Linked DNA regions of Homo sapiens: region 1 is linked to region 2. The links are chromatin loops, found by intact Hi-C in ENCODE. Cell type or tissue: PC-3. All regions are shown on one strand. Each heading gives the region's core, and the rest is flanking DNA. Links, peaks and the distances in the headings are about the cores only.

Region 1 (11,008 bases), core at 2,246-10,245, 220 kb after region 2:
TACATATTCCCAGTAATGCTAGTTGAAGAGACAGGGGATATGGGCATCACTTCAGATTTCCAGCATAGCTACTGGCCTCTTACAACTTCGCCCTTTTCTGGGGACAAAGATTCCCCATCAGTTACACAGGAGACAAAGCAAATCCCGGAGAAGCAGTATGGTTTGGTCTAGTGGTTAAGAAAATGTACCCTGGAGCTGGGCTGTACCTGGGTTAAACTCCTGGTTCTGTTGCTTGCCAGCAGAGTGATCTTGGACAAATTGCTTCATTTCTCTATTTTTGTTTCCTCATTTGTAAAATAGGGATGACAGCAACAGTATTTACTTCTCAGGGCTGCTGTGAAGGTTAAATGAGTTACTGTGAGTAAAACACTTAAAATGGTGCCTGGCCCATAGAAACATGACATAATTTCATAGGAATAATTTTACTTTAGGTATTCAAAATAGTTTTCTGTTCTACATTTTTAGATGAATTCATGCACAGAGTGGAGAAGGAATATGAACACTGTCTGTGAGATTCTGGCCTTAAATTCATTCCATCACAATCCTATTTGAGAGCCCTTAGAAGAAAGTTTTGACATTTGAGCTTTATTTTCACATTTCAAATTCAATCCACAAAAATTCCCCCATGTGATCCTTACTTGGACTTGAAAGCAGATTTTTTTCCTTCAATCTCAAATTATTTAGCAACTGAGTGATCAGATTCTTAAGCAGATTTTAATTTTTAACTTACATTATAGCTATCGTATTCATTTTTTCATGTCATATAAGATTTTATAAGCTGTATAAAACTCACAAGAAAAGGGGAAAGCTGGGAAAATAAATAATAGGAATTCTGGGATGAACTCAGTGTATTCCATTTGTATTTTCAGGTATATCAATTATAACAGAAATTTGGGCAGCAAGTTTAGTTTCTTATTTTCACTGACAGCATTAAAGTTTTTAGTTTGCTCCTAAACTAATGATAAAGGCACATAAATACATAGAAGGCAAATGATTTAGGGATTTAATAACAGGGAGATGAGAATGGATAGAATGCAGGGAGAAAAAGAGCACCACAGCACCAGAAGCATTGTAACAGAGAAGGCAATGACAAGGCAATGGTCAAAGTATGTGGAGATAAGACCTGTCTGATGAAAGGATGGGAACAGAGAGTGAATGGGCAGGATTCTCACCTTTTATCTGTAAATTGAACTCTGTGGGATTTTACCCAGGAAAGGTAGTGGGAACACATACCAAACCCTTCTTATATTAACTTCTACAATAGCTTTGCTCCCGTAGTTGTAAACTTTCCCTTTTTAAAATTTGCAATATACATACAATTATGGCCAGGTTATTTTAAAAAGTCATTAAAAAACTAAAACAAAAATCTCCTATGCGAAGATGAAGGGATTGGTGCATATGTATCTCAGATTTAAGTACAGTAACTGTTGAAGTCATTGACTTTAAAAATTCTAAGAGTAGTTTATTAATTAATATATCCATAGATCATCTTGTTACTTGGAATTTGTCTATATGATGAATAGATTCCTTGTTCAGTTTTATAACCTCAAGGAAAAGCTATGTATTTATAATAATTAGCATTGTTTTAAAATTGCATTAATACATTGATAAGAATGGGTTTTAAACCTAAAAATCACATTATAAATTGCCATGAAAATTTAGTAGTAAGCAGTGGCCTTAAATTGCAAGGGGTATTAATTGGTTTGGGGAATTTACCATTCTCCCATCCTGGCAAGCACTCCCTCCTCCAACCTCATCACACCCAAGTATCAGCTCAAATATCATGTTCCTGACTCGCCAATTTAAATATTGCTCTCCTCCCCTTTATTCTCTCCTCTTCTTTACAGTTCTTAATACGATTTGTAGTAGTTGCATAATATATACGTGTATGTGTGTGTTTTCGAAATCCATTTCACTTCCCACAAGGCAGGCTCCATGGAGACAGGGCTCATATGCCTTTGATCCACTATTATGGGAAAACAGATTAGGCTGCCAATAGGTGTATGGAGCCTGGTTAAACCAATATTCTCTGGATCATTAACATTTGGTGCAAAGTCAGTAAGACGTTATTTTGCAAGGAAAATAAGAGCAGAGATATTGTGTTGTGTAAAATTAAGACTTAAAGATATTATTGATTTTATGATGAGTTCTATGTAAAAATCTGTCCTGTCTTCCTTGACAGCTTTTAGTTTGATTTCATCCAAGATTGCTGGGGATTGATATCTATAGATACGTAGTATTGTGTTATTTGCTTACTTTTCATTTTCAATGATAATTAAGGTACACTTATCAAGCTATTTCTTTGCTAAAATGTGTTTATGTGGCTATGGTGAAACACCTTCATTCAGGGTCTGCTTTTTTGTGCCTTTGCTGGCTTTTTGCGATTCTGAGTCACAGATGATGTCAGTGTAAAGTTTTGGGTTTGCGTGTTAGACTTCACACATACCCAGGTGCAGTTATGAGGATCTGGATCCTCATATGAGGATATGCAGATGTAACTTCTCATTTCTTTATATGAGAAGTTGTGCAGTTATGGGGAGCTACAATGCCGTCACTGTAGCTTAACAGTATCCGTGTTTTCTCCAAGTGTGAGCCTCTGAAAATCCTGCTGTCTCTTATAATTCTTTAAAAAACATCTAGGAGTTTGATCCTATATACCTATACAGTATTTTTTCAAAAGGTGTTATTTCCCTGATGTGATTATTATGCACTGCATGCCTGTATCAAAACATATAATGTACCCCATAAATATAATACATACACCTACTGTGTACCCACAGAGATTAAAAATAAAAAAAATTAATAAAAAAAGGTGATAAATATTGGGACCACTAGGCACACTAGTCATAATGTAAATAAAGCCAGTCATATGGAGTAACTTCATTTGTTTCCAGAATAATTATGTAGGTATAAGGAGTAACATTGTGTCTTAAAACCATGGCAAAGTCACTCCAATACCTGTTCCTCCCTTTCTCAAATGATCTTAAAACTGAAAGGGTTATGCCTTGTTCCATGGTTGGATAACAAGTTATAGTCAAGGAAAAGCATTTCCTGGATCTCTCAGAAGATGCAAACCTGCATGAGGAGGTAGACACACAGATGTATGAACTCTAGATTGAAAATACAATAGAATGTTGAGTGTGTCTGTGTAGTTGGCGAGTGAACAAGTCCGAAGGTGAGTGATGTGACTCACTGCAACCATTTGGTGATCTTAGTTCATTTTACCTGCATTCCTTACAGAAAGAGCGAGGTTAGAAACAATTGGGTGTCAGTGTCTGGTCCGTGCATTTTTTTATATAATGTAGTTATGTTACTATTGTGGTTCATTAATGAGGGAAACTTGTGTTTTTGTTCCTTAGGCATCTTGAATCAAATCACTCACTGTACTGAACGTTCAAACAAGATAAATTTCACAATACAATGCTTATTATTACATTTAATATAAATATATGAATAACAGATTGATTATTGTTTCTTAGAAATGCATAGATGGTCCCTGACTTCTAGTGGTTCAGTTTAAGACTGTTTAACCTTACCATGGCGTGGAAGTGATACACATTTAGTAGAAACCATACTTCAAGTACCCATATAATGATTCTGCCTTTCACTTTCATTACAGTATTCAACAAATTATATGAGATGTTCAACGTGTGTAAAACAGGCTTGTTATTAGATGATTTTGCCTAGCTATAGGCTAAGGGAGTTGTTCTGAGCATGTTTAAGGTAGGCCAGGCGAAGCTGTGATGTTTGGTAGGTTAGGGGTATATGGTGCATTTTTAACTTACATTTTTAACTTACGGTGGGTTTACTGAGATGCAACCCCATCATAAGTTGAGGAAGGGGTGTCTGTAACATTTACTTGGGAGAGCATATGCAAGGTTTAATAACAAAGGAATTTATCAGTATCATTTTCAAATACTCTAGTGTAATTATGCTGGAAACCTCAGAGTTTGCAAAAACAGTATGATGGGCTCTGTGTGTGCAAAGATCATATAACCTACTTTTACCATTTAGCTAATACAGTGTTAATGAATCTGGCTGAGTCAGAAGTGTCATTCCAGCGGAAGGCTGTTGAAGAGTCCACCATCTTTGTTCAGTGAATATCCTTTAGGCACTACAAACTTAGGAGAGACAGAACCAGTGACGAAAATATGGTAAAAGTATAGCAGAAGGGTGAAGAGGGCAATAAGACTGTGGCTGGGCGCGGTGGCTCACGCCTGTAATCCCAGCACTTTGGGAGGCCAAGGTGGGTCAGGAGATGAAGGTCAGGAGATCGAGACCATCCTGGCTAACATGGTGAAACCCTGTCTCTGCTAAAAATACAAAAAATTAGCTGAGCGTGGTGGCGAGCACCTGTAGTCCCAGCTGCTTGGGAGGCTGAGGCAGGAGAATGGCGTGAACCTGGGAGGTGGAGCTTGCAGTGAGCTGAGATCGTGCCACTGCACTCCAGCCTGGGTGATAGAGTGAGACTCTAAGACTATATATTTAAGGGACGACCAGGCAGAGTGAATCATTGCTTTTGTGCCACCTACTGTATAAAGTACTGAAGGAAATCTAAATTTATTTCATTTGTAATTTTGTTATTGATTTCAAGACACAAAATAATAAAAAAAGTCAGTTTTTCTTTTTTTAAAGAGTTCTTGCTGATTACTTAAAATCAGTTTGTAAGGTATTGAGAATATCAGAAATTTTTTATTATCAAATGGAACCAGAACAGAAAATATTCCCTGTAAACCATCTCAAAATATTTACCAAATGCTGTATTCCCACCAAGATTTTCTCTAGCTCTCTCTAATAGGTTCCAAACATGTGTCCCTGAAGGAGACCATCACCCTATGCATGCCTAAAATATTTGATGAGAGTCATCCCAAATTGCTTTTTAATAAAGTCTTCTGCAAAGCAGAGCCTTTAGATGTATGAATAAAGGTGCATTATCAGAATGTTGTTAGAAAACCAAACATGGTAATAATTATAACATCAGAAAAATATTATGAGAGAACAAAACAGCTTACTTTGACCTGTGAAATCAATACACCCTTTCCTGGCTACAGTAAGTTAAAGGGGGTATGACATGTGAATAGCTAGGTTTTTTTTTTTTTTTTTTTTCTTTTTGTAGTGAACTTGTGTTTATATTCTAATTAGTTATGACATGCATTCTCATATTTCTCTATACATGGAGAAAAATATAGTCCTACCAAATAAGTTGATAATCCCTTTTTGGTTGTTTTAAGAGTGCTTTAAAAGGAGACAAACAATTTAGAGAGAGTATTGGAGATGGTTTTCCTGCTGAATTTAGTGGAATTAAAGCAGAGAAAGTTTTACATTGACATTAAGTTGACCCAGGACATTTCAGAAAATGTAATTCCTAAAACTAAATTTTTGAGCAAATGAAGTATAGGAAATGATGAGAAAAACTGTGGTACACGTCATGCTCTTTATTTGGAATAATTCCCTTAGGAAAAATATTTAAATTCTGGGGCCTAGAATCTATTTTCTAAATGTGTTAGACCTTAAGACATTTGTGGTCTAGGTTTCTAACTGATCATAGATTATAGAAATGCAGAAATGAAAACTGACATTTAAAAATGTTGGTATTTTAGTGCATAATTCTCATTAATAGGATTTGAGTTCATGCCTAATTGCATTTGTGATCAATGTAGAAGCAGAGTTTTTTTTATTAAAGATAAAAACTTTTGTGCCTAATTAAGCTTTATAGAAGGCGATGGATACCAGGAATTTACACTTGGCAACATTCATTTTTAAGGTAGCTTTTATTTTATCTACGTGAAAATCATATGTGTTACTTTTAAATGTAAAGTTACATGTACTATTTCTCTTTTATGACAGATTAAATACAAAGAAAAATTTGATAATGAAATGAAGGATAAGAAACATCATTACAATCCTCTTGAAAGTGCTTCTTTTAGGCAGAATCAGCTTGCTGCTACACTGGCGAGCAATGTAAGTTGTAATTCATAGAAAATTATTTTCAAAATCTTTTGATTCTTGTTTTTTTTAGAATCGACTGTGTTGTAATTACTGATACTTAGCTTCCAAGTAATTTGTAGTTGAACTGAAGCATATTTTTCTAAAGCTTTTTCTGAGAAAAATATATTATTGTAATTAATTTTTAATGGTTACTGATTACTAATTAGTTAATAAGTAGGAATAGTGTTGCAAATGAAGTTATTATATCTGTTCAAGAGTGGAAATAGATTATAGAATTTTGCAGAGAAGTGGTCTGTATTAACACAAATTAGTGGTTAGGACAGTAGTTACCTCATGTAATTATGGCTATGAAATTGAGTTTATTGTAAAGTACTGCCTGGTACATGGTAATTTATCATATAAAGAAATTTTTAGAAATTTTACTGTAATGCCTCACAATTTATTTTTTATCCCTTGTGAAAATGCTGTGAAGTACTTCCTTATGTGATTTGTTTTCATTCTGTGTTTTTAAAAATCATCAAAATTCATTTTACAAGAAATGATGTTTTAAATTCTTGTTAGAATTAGAGTATAAAAACAGCAACATCAAAAAATTGATTACTTTGCTATAGTTGAAAATATTTAGATTTCCTTCTCAAGTATAAAAATTATGTATTATTGATCTGTTGCTTTCTTAGAAATAGAGATGAAATATACTTAAAGGAACATGGAACATAGTGCTGAAAGCTAAAGGTTTGGAGTCAGATTGCTTGGATCTAAATCCTGTTTTATCAAGTATTACTATGTCTTTGTCTTTCTATGCCTCAGTTTTCTTATCTATAAAATGGGGCTACTTAAAGTACCTACTTAATAAAGAGGTTATTGTGGAGATTCAATACTTAATACATATAAAGGAATTTAGAAAAGTGGCACATAGTAAGTGTGTGATATGCTTGCTATCAATGGTTTATTATTACTGGTATTATATTTTCAAAAAGTTGCTTTAAAAAAGCCTGTGGTGATAGGATGGGAAACATCAAAATCCTCAGATCTCCACAAAGCATAGTTGAAATACTGTAGTAATTTCTAAAGAATAAAGTGGCTATTCTCTTTATTTTTTGAAAGCAGAGTTACTGTGAAAATTACTTTATTCTATTGACATTACCCTTCCTGAATATGTGAACAACAAAAGGAATTATCCAAGTATTCTCAAGCCCATATAGAAATAACTTTTTAAAATTCATTCAGTAGTAAATCAGCACCATCTAGTGGCTCCTTGTAAATTCGTCTGTCCATTTACCACTAAATAGTCCTACTTTATGATGTATGAAAAATGCAATAATGCAAAAGCATAATATTTTCTTCTCCTCGATGGTATTTTGTTCCATGTTATTTTCATAGGTGAAGTACAAGAAAGACATTCAAAATATGCATGATCCAGTTTCAGATCTCCCAAATTTGTTGTTTTTAGACCATGTTTTGAAAGCCAGCAAAATGCTCAGCGGCGTAAGTGGTTCATCTAGCGGCAACCGTAGTTGCCTTGTGGCTCCAAGAAGCCAATATGTCTGCAGCGTTCATGTGCTCACCTGCTTCCTTAGAAGGCCTGTGCCTCACTCCTCCCTCGTTAACTAACTCATTGAAAAACAGTCCTCTGCTTGCAGAAATCCCACCAGAGCTGTCACTTTGCAAAGGAGGTTCTTGCTTGCTCTCCAGTATCTCCTGCATACAACTATACTTCAAAGTGTCTGCACAGTGGCCTTTCCATCATTCTTCTTTCCCTTACTTCATCTGTGTTAGATTAAAGCCACTTGAAGTTCAGGCTCTCAAGTCAGGGATATTTTACTTTATGCAGGCCAGACCAGAGTGTCTTGTATTTAGTACGCCTTCAGTAGCATGAAAAATTGTCTTAGTCTAAACTGTATTTTCTCTGCAAATAATTCCTAACAGCATTTATACTGCATTGACACATCGCTTTTAGTCTTGTCATGGTTTCCATGTTCTCGGTCAAGGCAACCAGAAGAGAAAGGTGAGTTCTTCATGTCTTGATGAAAATATCTGGGTGCACTGCCCACGTGGTCAGTCCTGCAGGACTCTCACTACGCTGAATGCTGTTTCAACCCATAGCACATCAGGACCCTGACTTCGCTAGCTCTCGTAACTGACAGCCCTAAGACACATTTGGCTCCATTTTGTACATCTCATGGTGGCAATGAGCTCTTATTTGACCATAAGTTATTTCCATACCTATTTTAATAATCACTTTCTCACTCACTTGCTCAAAATTAATCATAATTTATTGAATATCTGCTTTGGGCCAGGCATAGATTAGATGCAGAAATATATGTTGGGGAAGACATGAGAAAAAATGAAGATAGTTGTCTTCAGTTGATGGGCCTAGACTTAGAAATCTATAGGCAAAACTTAGTTTCCAGACAGTTAAATAAGGAGATACAGCTTCAGGTCAATTTTAGAAATAATCTATACTTGGCTTCAGTGTTTTGAAATGTATGTTTATTATTTTGTAAGCCTCCTTTCTGGAATATCACTGCCACTGTCTTCCTTCCTTAATGGTATTATGCATGCAAATAATTCATACAGAGTTTTTAAAAGTTTATTTTTTTCTGGCTGGGCATGGTGTTTCATGCCTGTAATCCCAGCACTGTGGGAGGCGGGTGGATCACCTGAGGTCAGAAGTTCAAGGCTAGCCTGGCCAACATGGTGAAACCTCGTCTCTACTAAAAATACAAAAATTAGCTAGGCGTGGTGGTGGGCATCTATAATCCCAGCTACTCAGGAGACTGAGGCAGGAGAATCATTTAAACTTGGGAGGTTGCTGTGAGCTGAGATGGCACCAATGTGCTCCAGCCTAGGCAAGAGTGAGACTCTGTCTAAAAAATAAATAAATACATAGAATAAAATAAAATAAAAATAAATTTATTTATTTTTTTAATCATTGGTCCTTGGATGAAAAGCAGTACATTAATGTTCCCAGGCTATTGAACAGGGAATGGAGGTTAGAGGAATATCTGGAGGGCCCAGAATTGGCAGTCAGTTCCAGGACACTTACATCATGCTGGCTTGCACTTCAGTCTTCATTCCCACACCTCTTTTTACATTCCTCTATTCCTTGAGTGTCTCTATTTCTGTCTTTTTTCTCCACGACTCATAGATATGCTTCTAAAATTGATATATTTCTATTCCCTGAGCCCCCTGCTTTCTTCACATTCATTCTTTGGCATCCAGTTTTCATCATGGCAGTGGCATTTGCCCTTGACCTTTCTCTAGCCATACTTAAATTCAATTTCCTAGGGACATGGGGATTCATGTGTAAATAAGCCAATAAAAATATCATGGTGGTAATTTCAACATTTGGTGGCTGGAAGAAAGCGTGCCACTCCTATGCAATATTGCTTTTCAAGAACGTTGACCTTTATTTTATAATAACAGAGAAAAAAATCGCAGTCTAATATAAATTGTTTCTATCATCTCTTCAACAGAGAAAACACAGCAAAGTCATACGTTACTTATTTCATGTATCATATATAAAGTTTAGATCTTCATTTAGGTGGTGCTTTTGCCTAGAGGACAGATTTCTTTTTCCCCATAGACAAATTGTGATTGACTACTTCCTGGGAGAGAAAGACTTAAAAATGTGTTCCTTTTGAAGTGTCTCCTTACAAAGTTGTGTACATTGTATAAAGCTGTATACATTTGCTCAACTTTATTGTATATTAGAATGGCCTCCTTTATCTAGCATTTGTGAAGAAACAAAGAATAGCCTACTTTAACATTTTAATGTAAAAAATTGGAGTTGTGTTGATTTATAAATTAAAAGATTGAATAAGATTGCTCAATAAGAGATATTCTGCCAAAATTATCCATTTGTCACAGTAGCTATTGTTTTAAAGACCCCTAGATGTCTTTAGCAACATCAGAGTTACTTTTATTTTAACCCAAACTCTAAAGAGTGATATGAGTGCCTTAATTACTGTGTAAAATCATTCTAATTAAAGTTTTGGAAAACATTTTCCCCTGGAAAATGGACCTCTGGTAGTGTTGAGTTTCTTTCACAACTTTACATAAATTAAGAAATATATATTTTGTGTTACTCCGTGTATCTCCCACTAGGAGGTAGCAGAGACTGTTATATAAGGAAAGACACGCATTCGAAGTTCTTTTGCAGATCTTAATTCAATTAAGTTTTCCTTCGTTTTTTTTTTGTTTTGTTTTGTTTTCTTAAATAGGAGTTTCTGAAATTCTTTGTAACTAAAATCGATAATTGTGTTGGGAACAATATTTACTGAATTTTTCAGTATATATTCATTATTTTACATATATTTATATGTATTTGTTGTGGATTTTAACTCAGTAATGGACTATGTTGTAGCTTGTTACATTCATGATTATTTTATAAATACATATTACAAGATAACTTCTAATCAAATTATAAAGTCTGTATTATTATCTTTCTTTCCAGATTTTAACTGGTTAAAAAAAAAACACTTTTTTTTTTTTTTTAAGACGGACTCTCGCTCTGTCTCCAGGATGGAGTGCAGTGGCACGATCTCAGCTCACTGCAACCTCCGCTCCCAGGTTCAAGCGATTCTCCTGCCTCAGCCTCCTGAGTAGCTGGGACTACTACTACTAGGTGCACCCCACCACTCCCAGCTAATTTCGTATTTGTAGTAGAGATAGAGTTTGACCATGTTGGCCAGGGATGGTCTAGATCTCTTGACCTCATGATCCGCCTGTCTCTGCCTCCCAGAGTGCTGGGATTACAGGTGTGAGCCACCGCGCCTAGCCAAAAAAAGGCTTTTTTAAAAAAACATTAGAGGAGCCAAAATTTATAACTTGTTTCCTTCCATCACGATGTACTCTGTGGGCTAGGTGCAGTAGCTCCTGTCTGTAATTCCAGCATTTTGGGAGGCCAAGGCAGGAGGATGGCTTGAGGCCAGGAGTTTGAGACCAGCGTGGGCAGCGTAGTGGGACCCTAGCTCCACAAAAAATAAAGAAATTAGCTAGGCATGGTGACATGCACCTATAGCCCCAGCTACTTGGGAGGCTAAGATGGGAAGATTGC
Region 2 (11,008 bases), core at 1,588-9,587:
GTAGAGACGGGATTTTGCCATGTTGCCCAGGCTGTTCTCGAACTCCTGAGCTCAAGTGATCCTCCTGCCTTGGCCTCCTCTTTGCACACTGGCGTTATTCTCTCTCTTCCACCGAGGACTTCTCTGAGAGGAGCGGTATATAGTGGCTGATGATCTTAGCTAAGTGACTGCAGTGCAAAGAGAGAGTTTCCTTCTTCAAGCATTGCAAAAATATTTCAGAAAGAACTCAGACGGGCTCTTTTGGTTCTCAGTGTACCCCTTGAACAGATCATTGCTACAAGGAGGTGGGGTGCTGCTACTGGGGTGGAGGGACATGATGAGTGCCCAGAAGAAGGGACAAAAACTTCCTGGATAGTCAAATACAACAACTACACAGTTTCATTTTGAAAGTCCATTTGTGAAATCAATTTAAATCGACTATTGCTTACCCTGGGGTCATGCTATGCTGTCCAGCATTTTCCCTGATAGGCCTTCCTAACTTATTTGTGTTTCTATTCTCTAAAGAATCTTTAAGGCTTTTATACCAAAGGGGCTCTGATGGCATCTGGTAAGTGTAAATGTTTCTCCTCAGCACTGCGCTCCTGCTTAATGAAACAGTCACCAAAGAAAGGGTGCATTCAGGTCAAGTGCGCTGGCTTACGCCTGTAATCCCAGCACTTTGGAAGGCTGAGTTGGGTGGATCAACTGAGGTCAGGAGTTCGAGACCAGCCTGGCCAACAGGGTGAAACCCCGTCTCTAAAAAAATTCAAAAATTAGCCAGGTGTGGTGGCAGGCGCCTGTAATCCCAGCTATTTGGGAGGCTGAGGCAAGAGAATTGCTTGAACCTGAGAGCTGGAGGTTGCAGTGAGCCGAGAATATGCCACTGCATTCTAGCCTTGGTGACAGAGTGAGACTCTGTCTCAAAAAAAAAAAAAAAAAAATGCATCCCTCCTGCATATCCCATAATTTTCCCTTCTTAAATAAATGTATTTTCAAGTCCTTTGTGATAAGTACAGTACTTTTTCCATCCTTGTGATAGTTCACTGGTATAGGATCAAAATGGGCATCGGAATTAGGTGAGGAAATAGCCCATTGCTGAGTTGGACCATTTATTCCACTCTCTCTACACAGTCTTAATTTTTTTTTTTTTTTTTTTTTTTTTTTTTTAGTGGTGGTGGGGAACACTTCAAACTTACAAAAAATTTTCAGTACACTACAAAGAACATTTTTATTCCTGAAATCACTTGAAAGTAAGTTGCCAGAATGATGTTTCCTCATTGCCAAATATTTTAGTGTGTATTTCTCACAAACAAGGCATTCTCTTACATAACCACATTCTAACCATCCAAATCAGAACACTAATATTTATTTATCACTGTGATCTAATCCTCAGACCCCATTAAAGTTTTGCCACTTGCCCAAATAAATATTCTTTATTGCAAAAGGATCCAATCTAGAATGATGCCTTGTACTCAATCATCATGTTCCTTCAGTTTCCACTAACCTGCAAGAGTTCCTTCGTTGCTTGGTGACTTTCACGACTCTTTTGAAGCCCAGTTAAGTTCCTCAGTTTCGGTTTGGGTGATGTTTCTTCATGGTTATATTCAGGTTAGGCATGGTTGGCAGGGATTTCATGAAAGGGGTGCTATGTTCTTTTCATGGTATCCTATCAGGTGGCACCAAACCTGGTGATGTTCACTTTCATCATTTGATGAAGGTAATTGACATGATGTATCCTGGACCTCATCAAACTTTTAATTTGCTCATGTATTTTTATTTTTATTGGTATAGACTTCAATTTCATATTTTATTCAATGGGTTATAATCCATCACTATCATGATTTATTTCTATCCTTAAGTTGTTCCACACCTGGCCCATGGGAGCCCTTATGAGCAAGTTTCCAGGTCCTTATGACACAATTCCATCATTCTTTGGGTACATCCTTACTTTCTGGCACAGTAGAGATGTTCCAGACTTATCTTATATTTTTCCTCCCCCATCCCTGGAATCAATCACTTCTCCGAGGATGCTTGATTCCTTTTAGTGAAGAACAGTCTTTGGAAACCAACCGTCTAGGGACATTAAGTATGCTTGTTGCTATTGGAGTGTCATTGCTCCTGGACCTTCTCAGTGGACACAGCTAGGAAATGTATGTGTTTATATGTGTGTGTTAAATATCAATTTCTTTATCTATTATAGGTACTATTAAAAATGAGTTCCCACCAATATCTCCACCTTCAGTTTTCCCACTAGGAGCCATGATGAGAAACCTGGCTCCTGGTTTTTTCTATGTGTTTACTTATTTGATCAACCCTCCTGTGCATAACAAGCCTCACATCCCCATGGCTGACTGCCTTTCCCCTGCTTCCCATGAAAGCCTTTGTCATCCTGTGCCAGCTGCTGGAGCTCCCCACAACTCAAATGGTGGCCCCATTGATTTTAGGCCAGCTTAGAAAAACACAGTGGAAAATTTTTGCATCATTTGATTATCAAGTCATGATTGCAGTTTGTTGGGGTTGGAATGTGACTATTAAATAATACCAGATCAGCCAGGTGTGGTGGCTCATGCCTGTATTCCCAGCACTTTGGGAGGTCGAGGTGGGTGGATCACTTGAGGTCAGGAGTTCGAGACCAGCCTGGCCAACATGGTGAAATACTGTTTGTACTAAAAATACAAAAATTAGCTAGGCGTGGTGGTGCATGCCTGTAGACCCAGCTACTTGGGAGGCTGAGGCAGGAGAATGGCTTGAACCCAGGAGGCAGAGGTTAACAGTGAGCTGAGATTGTGCCATCACACTCCAGCCTGGGCGAGAGTGATACTCCATCTCAAAAAACAAAAAACAAACAAACAAAAAAACCAGATCACATTTTAAAAATGACACCTACCAGAATATCAATATCTGAATAAGCCAGAATTAGCACTGTTGGGAGGGTATATAATCATTCCATCAAAGTTGCATTTACTCAAACAGGTTGGACACCTCCTTCTAGATCTGTTTTTAGAACCACTTTCCAAGCCCAATCCAGAAACCCAGCCTTGCTTCTTTTCCATTGTAGTCCTAGTTAAAAGCAACCAGAGCTGCATAAATCTCTGTGGGAAAATTATTTTTATTACAATGATTTATGTATATGCTTATCTTCCCCTCTAGTCTGTGAGACCCTAAGATCCAAGGCTAACTTCATATTGTACAGCATCCAACAGAATAGTTGTTGAATTATTCAATGAATGAATCTTGTCTTTGATTCAATTTTCTCCAGCTTATATGCCAGAGTTAGTCCCAAATGACTCAGCTGTTCCCAAAAATGAAATTCGCCCTCAAAGTATGAATATTTACCACAATTGAGAAGAGTCAAAAATATATGTCTCATGCACGGAATGCAATATCAAAAGAGGAATTTTCACAGAGTTTTGAGCAGTCTCAAGATCACAGAATATGGATATCATATCCAAAGTATCTATTTAGAAAGTGATGACATGCTTTTGTTGTATCTATGTGTTGTGCTGTTAAGAAATCGCTTTCATTACTTTATGGTCAGCCATATTTTATATGCATTATAAATTATGTGCTTATTACAAAATCACAGCCACCAGAACCGTCTCTCTATGCTTTACAGTTCACCTGTGAAGATTTATGTTCTGAGTTAGCTGAGACATCATAGAATTCTCTTCTTACCAGGAAAGGATCATAATACATGCTGTTCAAAGCAATAGCGTAAGACTTATTGATATACAGTATCTATACTCCGCCCCTCTCTGAGGATTCTATATTGGTCATTGTTCAAGGCTTCTAGTGATTTTCTTTTATTATATGAAAAAGGAGAGTTCAATGTAGGACAGAGGTGGAGCTACCTTGGGTGGTGGGGCAGAGTACAAAGAACAAATAATGATCTTATATGTCTGTGCACGTCCTTCCTCCAAATGTTTCTATAACTGCGATCTTTTGAAAATTAACAGCCTTGGCCATCTCAAAGGAGGAAAAATAAATAAAGGAATATGCAGCTCAATCTGTGTGTTTACGGGGCAGATAGGTGAAGATGAGAACCATAGATCTTATTGAGAGGGAAGCTGCCCACTTTTGTCCTTCTATTTGGGTGAGAAGTTGTTGAGCCTCCCTATGTTTATACTGGGAGCCCTATTTTTATAAAGCCCTCTGAAGGCTGTGTGGTGTTGCCAACTTGGAGAAAAGGTTGAAGCTCCAGTCCTGGATCCACAAATTCTGTGTGCCCACTCTTGAGCAAGTTACTTAAGCCCTGTGAGCCTGAGTTTTCTCACTTCCAAAACAAGGTCCTCACACAGGTGTGCTGGGAGGTTTAGATGAAAGCACCTGCCAAATAAATCACAGAAATGAGAGCCTACCAAAGATTTGTGCTCCCTGCATTTTATCTTGTATTTTTTTAAAATCTCAAGATGGTGGTACTACTGCCTCTTCACCTCCTCATTTTCTTTCTTTTTCTGGTCTTGCCCTGTTATCCCCTCCACCAGGATGCACCCAGGACACTTTCCCAGATTTGCCATGTCCCATGGGAGGCTCTGGCTATAGTTAATAGAGAAGGTTTCCGAGAGAGAGAGGCTGAGACAGACACCTGGAAGGAAAGGTTGGATATCTCCTTTGGAGGAAAAGCTAGGGAAAGTCCTAAGAGGAGGGCATTTGCTGTGCCATTTGTCATTTAGATCTGGAGGTGGTAGAAATACAGACATTCTGATGTTTCTATAAAGGCTGTCAGGGCTTAATGAAGTTCTTCATGGGGCAGGAGCCGCACGTGCTTATTAAGGTTGGATCAGTGGATACACTCATCCCCTGGATCTGGGAGCAAACTGGAATCAACAGTGCCACCAAGTGGCAGCCAGCTAATAAGCAAGTTGAAACACTAAGACTGCAACTTCTAGTGCTTTGCCCAAATATCTCTGTCTCTTACTCTTTTTCTTTCTAAAAATAAGATCAAGTATATTTTCCTAGGGTGGATATAGAGAGAATGATCTTGTAGACATACCTTCTTCTGGCATGTTGTAGAGCTTGGATACATGATTTTTCTTTATTAAACAATCAAAACCTTTAAAGTCCCACTCAAATGAGCAGGTCATAGGAGTAGATACCTCTGCATACGTGTATACAGGTCATTTATAAAAACTGAGGGATGGGGGCTGTGTGTGTTGGGATTCAAGAAGATTTCCAAAGTGTATTAACCAGGAGTGAAACTCAGGATGACAAATACTGTACACGATGGCAAACAGCATAGACAACATACACGACTCTATTTAGGAGAGGAAACCATTTATATTATTACAGTCTGTAACCTTTTTGTTTTTTATTTAGAGTATTTCTTTTTCTGATCATAAAAGTGTTCGTTGTAATAATTTGAAAGGCTTATTACTTTAAAAAGAATACATTCTACTGGCTGTTAAACACCTTGTAAATAACACAAAATACCAAGATTTTTAGGATACAGAAAAATCCATTTCATTCTGGTCCATTTGTTTGTCATTAGAAAGAGTCTATTTTGTACTCATGCTGCTGTGTTCATTTTAGGACTAATTTGAGGTAAGCTTCCAGCTTTGATTGTTGCTTTCCCCATTATTTTTATTTTCGATCCCCCATAGAATGCATTTCCATCTTCCAATCTCCTCCTCCCGTCCATTCTGCACACAACCCAGCTTTCAGAATAATCTGGTATTGAGAGTCAATCCGTGCTCTGGAAGGTGTCTCAGTGTCCCTGTGACAGCCAGCTCTGCAGTATCCATCGGACTTGATATGGTGGCTCTTGTAGTGTTGCTTTTCTAAGAGCTAAAGTACTTTCTCGTGGTCATGAATAGTGTGGGAAGCCCATAGCTCGGGCTGTTGAAAGGTCTATCAGTTCTGCTGTGCCTGACAATGTTGACCCCAGGGTAGAGAGATTTCCTCCCACTTCCTAGGTGTGTGGGAGGTAGGGGCAAGTGCTAGGGGATTTATGAATGAGATGGAAGGGAGGACAGAAAATGAAGAAGGGAAAAAGATATCAGGAACCAACAGACCATCAGCTGAATTCTAACTACAAAAATGACAAATAACAAAAGCAATTTATTTATTTATTTATTTATTTTTATTTTTATTTTTTTTGAGATGAAGTCTTGCTCTGTCGCCCAGGCTGGAGTGCAGTGGTGCCATCTCGGCTCACTGCAAGCTCCACCTCCCAGGTTCACGCCATTCTCCTGCCTCAGCCTCCCGAGTAGCTGGGACTACAGGCACCTGCCACCATGCCTGGCTAATTTTTTGTACTTTTAGTAGAGATGGGGTTTCACCATGTTGTTAGCCAGGATGGTCTCTATCTCCTGACCTTGTGACCCACCCGCTTCAGCCTTCCAAAGTGCTGGGATTACAGGCGTGAGCCACTGCGCCCGGCCAGCAAAAGCAATTTAAAATGTACCTTGCTCCATAATAAATATAAGGGAGTGAGGAACAAAGCTTTTCTTCCCCCAATTCCTTTGATTTTTTATTTTTTTTGAAGAAAAGTAGATTAAGCATGAGTTTTAAGTACTGTTCAGAATAAAAACCAAGATAGACCCCAATAACTTACCTTAATTTTGAGTATAATATTATATTGTAGGTCATTTCTGGACTTGGGTGGCTATTTTTAAACATATTTTTAAATTGTGGTAAGATATACGTAACATAAAGGTTACCATTTTAACAATTTTTAAGTGGACAGTTCAGTGGCAGTATGTATATTCACATTTTTGTGCAAATGTATGTTTCTAGAACTTTTTCGTCTTCCCCAACTGAAACTCCACATCCATGAAACACTAACCCCCCATTTCCCCCTCCGTCATCTTACTTTCTGTCTCTGGCCATTTGTCTATCTTCTTTGGAGAAATATCCATTCAAGTCCTTTGCCTAGTTTCTGTCTCTATGAATTTGACTACTCTAGGGCCAAATATAAGTGGGCTCATATAAGTATTTGTCCTTTTGTGACTGGCTGATTTCAATTATAATGTCCTCAAGTTTCATCCATGTTGTAGTATGCATCAGAATTTCTTTCCTTTTTAAGGTTGAATAGTAGCTGATCATATGTGTATATCACATTCTGTTTTCTGATTCATTCATTGATGGACACGTGGGTTGCTTCTGCCTTTTATCTGTTGTGGTCAACGCTGCTATGACCATGGATGTATAAATATTTGCTTGAGTTCCCACTTTAGTTTTTTTTTGGTTATATGCCCACAAGTAGAATTGTTGGGTTGTGTGGTAATTCTTTTTTTTTTTTTTTTTTTTTTTTTTTTTTGAAACTGAGTCTCTCTCTGTTGCCCAGACTGGAGTGCAGTGGCACGATCTCGGCTCACTGCAACCTCTGCCTCTCAGGTTCAAGCGATTCTCCTGCCTCAGCCTTCTGAGTAGCTGGGATTACAGGTGTGCACCACCATGCCTGGCTAATTTTTTTGTATTTTTAGTAGAGATGGGGTTTTGCCATGTTGGCCAAGCCAGTCTTGAACCCCTAATCTCAGGTGATCCACCCTCCTCGGCCTCCTAAAGTGCTGGGATTACAGGTGTAAGCCACCGTGCCTGGTTGGTAATTCTATGTTTAATTTTTTGAGGAATTGCTATACAGTTTTTTTTGTAATAGCTGTACCATTTTACATTACCGCTGATAATGCATAAAAGTTCCAATTTCTCCACATCCTCACCAAGACCCTGTTATTTTCCTCCTGTTTTAAAATCATGACCATCGTAATGTGTGTGCAGTCGTATCTCATTGTGGTTTTGATTTGCATTTCCCTAATGATTCTTGATGTAGAACATCTTTCATACGTGCTTCTTGGTCATTTGTCTATTTTCTTTGAAGAAATATCTGTTCAAATCCTCTGCCCTTTTTTAAATGGGGTTGTTCGTTATTTTGTTGTTGAGTTGTAGTTTTTTATATTCTGGATACCAATCCCTTATTAGATATGTGATTTGCAAGTATTTTCTGAGAGTAGTTAAATTCAAGTGGACTGACGATTTAAATGGTTGATGCCCTAGCTTGAGAAAATCAAGCATCCTGTGATATGACTGCAATTGTTGAAGCTAAGAGTTGAGGAAAATGAGGGCCTCCCTCTAGACAGATCATCCACGCTGCAGACCGGTGGCCAACCTCTCACTTTTGGGCAACTGCATCGTGCTTCTGGAAGGATTTGGCTCAGCAAGGACAAAGCAACCCCTGTCACCTCACTGTGGCAGGTTGGTGATGTGAAATCATTGCTATCAGGTGTAGCATCACAGCCAAGGTCACTGCCAGAGAGCCAGGTAATCAAATAGTGGTGGAGCCCCTCTTAGGTCGTGTTGTTTCAGGATACTGAAGAGGAAAAATAAGCTCTTCATTTACAGCTTCTCCCATTATCAGCAAGTGACCCTCTCAGTCCGTCTCCAGCCATTTTAAAGAAGCAAAGAAACTACTGGGCTTTTGGGAGGATTTGCCCTCAGCGTTTTAAATGTTGGCTTGCTGGGCCGTTCTTGGGTTTGTAGCACAAAATATTACCATTGTGTTTCCACCGTGGGTTTGCCATTCTTGTTTCAGAAGAGAAATATTTCTTTCATCTACTTTCTTCTTTCTGGTTATTGTTCTTCTTTTTAAAAAAATAATTCTGGGCTGGGTGTCGTGGCTCACACCTGCAATCTTAGCACTTTGGGAGGCCAAGGCAAGTGGATCGCTTGAGCTCAGGAGTTTGAGACCAGCTTGGGCAACATGGTGAAACCCCCACCTCTACTAAAAATACAAAAAATTAGCTGGGCATGGTGGTACATGCCTGTAGTTCCAGCTACTCGGGTGGCTGATGTGGGAGGATGGCTTGAGCTCAGGAGTTCAAAGCTGCAGTGAGGTGAGATCTCGCCACTGTACTCCAGCCTGGGCAACAGAGTGAGACCCTGTCTCAACAACAACAACAACAACAACAACAAAAATATATATATCTATATGGCCAGGTGCAGTGGCTCACGCCTATAATCCCAGCACTTTGGGAGGCCGAGGCAGGCGGATCATGAGGTCAGGAGATCAAGATCATCCTGGCTAACACAGTGAAACCCCGTCTCTACTGAAAGTACAAAAAAATTAGCCGAGCTTGGTGGTGTGCACCTGCAGTCCCAGCTACTAGGGAGGCTGAGGCAGGAGAATCGCTTGAACCCAGGAGGAAGAGGTTGCAGTGAGCCAAGATCACCACTGCACTCCAGCCTGGGCAACAGAGCGAGACTCTGACTCAAAAAAAAAAAAAAGAAAAAAATTCAGAAAGAAGTTCAATGAGGAGCAGCATTTTACAAGAGATGTACAATATAATCATCTCTCATTTGACAGCATCCTCTGTGAAGTGGATGATATTAGTTTCTAGGAATCCCATAGAAGCCAATGGCAGGATTTCTGCCTGTGATGAACTTTCAGCCTCCTGAAGCCTAGATCTAAAGAGACTTAAAGATGTGTAGAGTAAACATATGGGTAGGCACAAGCAGATACAGTTAAAATGATAGAAGTTCATGCTGAGGCACATGGACCGACATGGTACTTAGGCCTAGGGTGGGGAGAGGTCCTGAAAGGGTGAGGATTTGAAACAGAATTTTGAAAGAAGGGAATAATGTGGCTTGGCATAAAAGCAAAATGATAACTATAGTAGGTATTTCTTTTTTTTTTGAGACGGAGTCTCACTCTGTCGCCCAGGCTGGAGTGCAGTGGCATGATCTCGGCTCACTGCAACCTCCACCTCCCGGATTCACGCCATCCTCCTGCCTCAGCCTCCTGAGTAGCTGGGACTACAGGCACCCGCCACCACGTCCGGCTAATTTTTTTGTATTTTTAGTAGAGACGGGGTTTCACCGTGTTAGCCAGGATGGTCTTGATCTCCTGACCTCGTGATCTGCCCATCTTGGCCTCCCAAAGTGCTGGGATTACAGGCGTGAGCCACCGCCCCTGGCTATAGTAGGCATTTCATAGCATTCATCTCCTCTCTCTTCCTTTTAGCCATGTATGTTAACAGGTTGCCTAGAAATACATTAGGTATGAGATTTGTTTTTCTTTGGGAGTAGGGAGCAGTGGGGAAAAGAAAGCAGTAATATGATTGAAATAAAGACTTTTTTTTTTTTTTTTTTTTGACGACAGAGTCTTGCTCTGTCACCCAGGCTAGAGTGTACTGGTGCATTCTAGGCTCACTGCAACCTCCACCTCCCAGGTTCAAGTGATTATCCTGTCTTGGCCTCCTGAGTAGCTCGGATTACAAGTGCGTGCCACCAAGCCTGCCTAATTTTTGTGTTTTTAGTAGAGATGGGGTTTCACCACGTTGGCCAGGTTGGTCTTGAACTCCTGACCTCAAGTGATCCACCTGCCTTGGCCTCCCAAAGTGCTGGGATTACAGGCATGAGCCACCGTGTCTGGCTTTTTTTTTTTTTGAGACAGGGTCTCACTCTGTTGCCCAGGCTGGAGTGCAGTGGTGCAATCATGGCTCACTGTAGCCTCAAACTCCTGGGCTCAACCGATCCCCCTGCTTCAGCCTCCTAAAGTGCTGGGATTACAGATGTGAACTACTGCGCCCTGATGAATGAAGACATTTTTCCAGGGTTGGGGAGTACACACTTCTTGAGTGGTCCTAGCAGGCCTTCTCAAACACTGGTCCCTCTTTGTAGGCCATGCAACCTGTCCCATCCTCTGTCCCAGCACAGAGTTGGCACTGGTGGAGCCCTGTGCTGTGGCTGCTTCTCTCTCTCTCCCTTTTTCTTTTTCTGAGACAGAGTCATAGTCTATTGCCCAGGCTGTTGTACAGTGGCATGATCTCGACTCACTGCAACCTCCACCTCCTGGGTTTAAGCAATTCTCATGCCTCAGCCTCCCAAGTAGCTAGGATTGCAGGTGCCTGCCACCACGCCTGGCTAACTTTTGTATTTTTAGTAGAGACGGAGTTTTATCATGTTGGCCATGCTGGTCTCGAACTCCTAACCTCAAGTTATCCACCGGCCTCAGCCTCCCAAAGTACTGGGATTACAGCCATGAGCCACTGCACCTGGCTGGCTTCTCTCTTGACTCACTGAGTCTGTCACTTGA

The links. Hi-C counts contacts between places; a loop is a spot of excess contacts. Peaks named below come from ENCODE experiments on the same cell type or tissue, not always from the same donor. Only the 100,000 strongest peaks of a DNase experiment are listed, where the experiment ranks them.
Region 1: it touches region 2 in a loop (10-fold over the local background); 13 of 110 quality-filtered maps call a loop at or near these places.

What each region holds. Positions count from the first base shown.
Region 1 is chr10:20,854,666-20,865,673 of GRCh38, reverse strand. It overlaps NEBL (nebulette), which reads left to right. Exons shown (of 28, transcript NM_006393.3): 8 at 5,848-5,961; 9 at 7,330-7,434. It overlaps LOC102725112 (a long non-coding RNA gene), which reads right to left. Exons shown (of 6, transcript XR_007062082.1): 3 at 207-334. Among named protein-coding and RNA genes, the nearest start is that of NEBL, 37 kb to the left of the region's middle. In PC-3, for the core only: CTCF peaks have their summits at 7,183 (motif pointing left) and 10,044 (motif pointing right); no DNase peak of the experiment used is centred there.
Region 2 is chr10:21,072,674-21,083,681 of GRCh38, reverse strand. It overlaps a transcript of NEBL not described here. Among named protein-coding and RNA genes, the nearest start is that of NEBL-AS1, 96 kb to the left of the region's middle. In PC-3, for the core only: a CTCF peak has its summit at 4,815 (motif pointing left); a DNase peak (open chromatin) is centred at 4,781.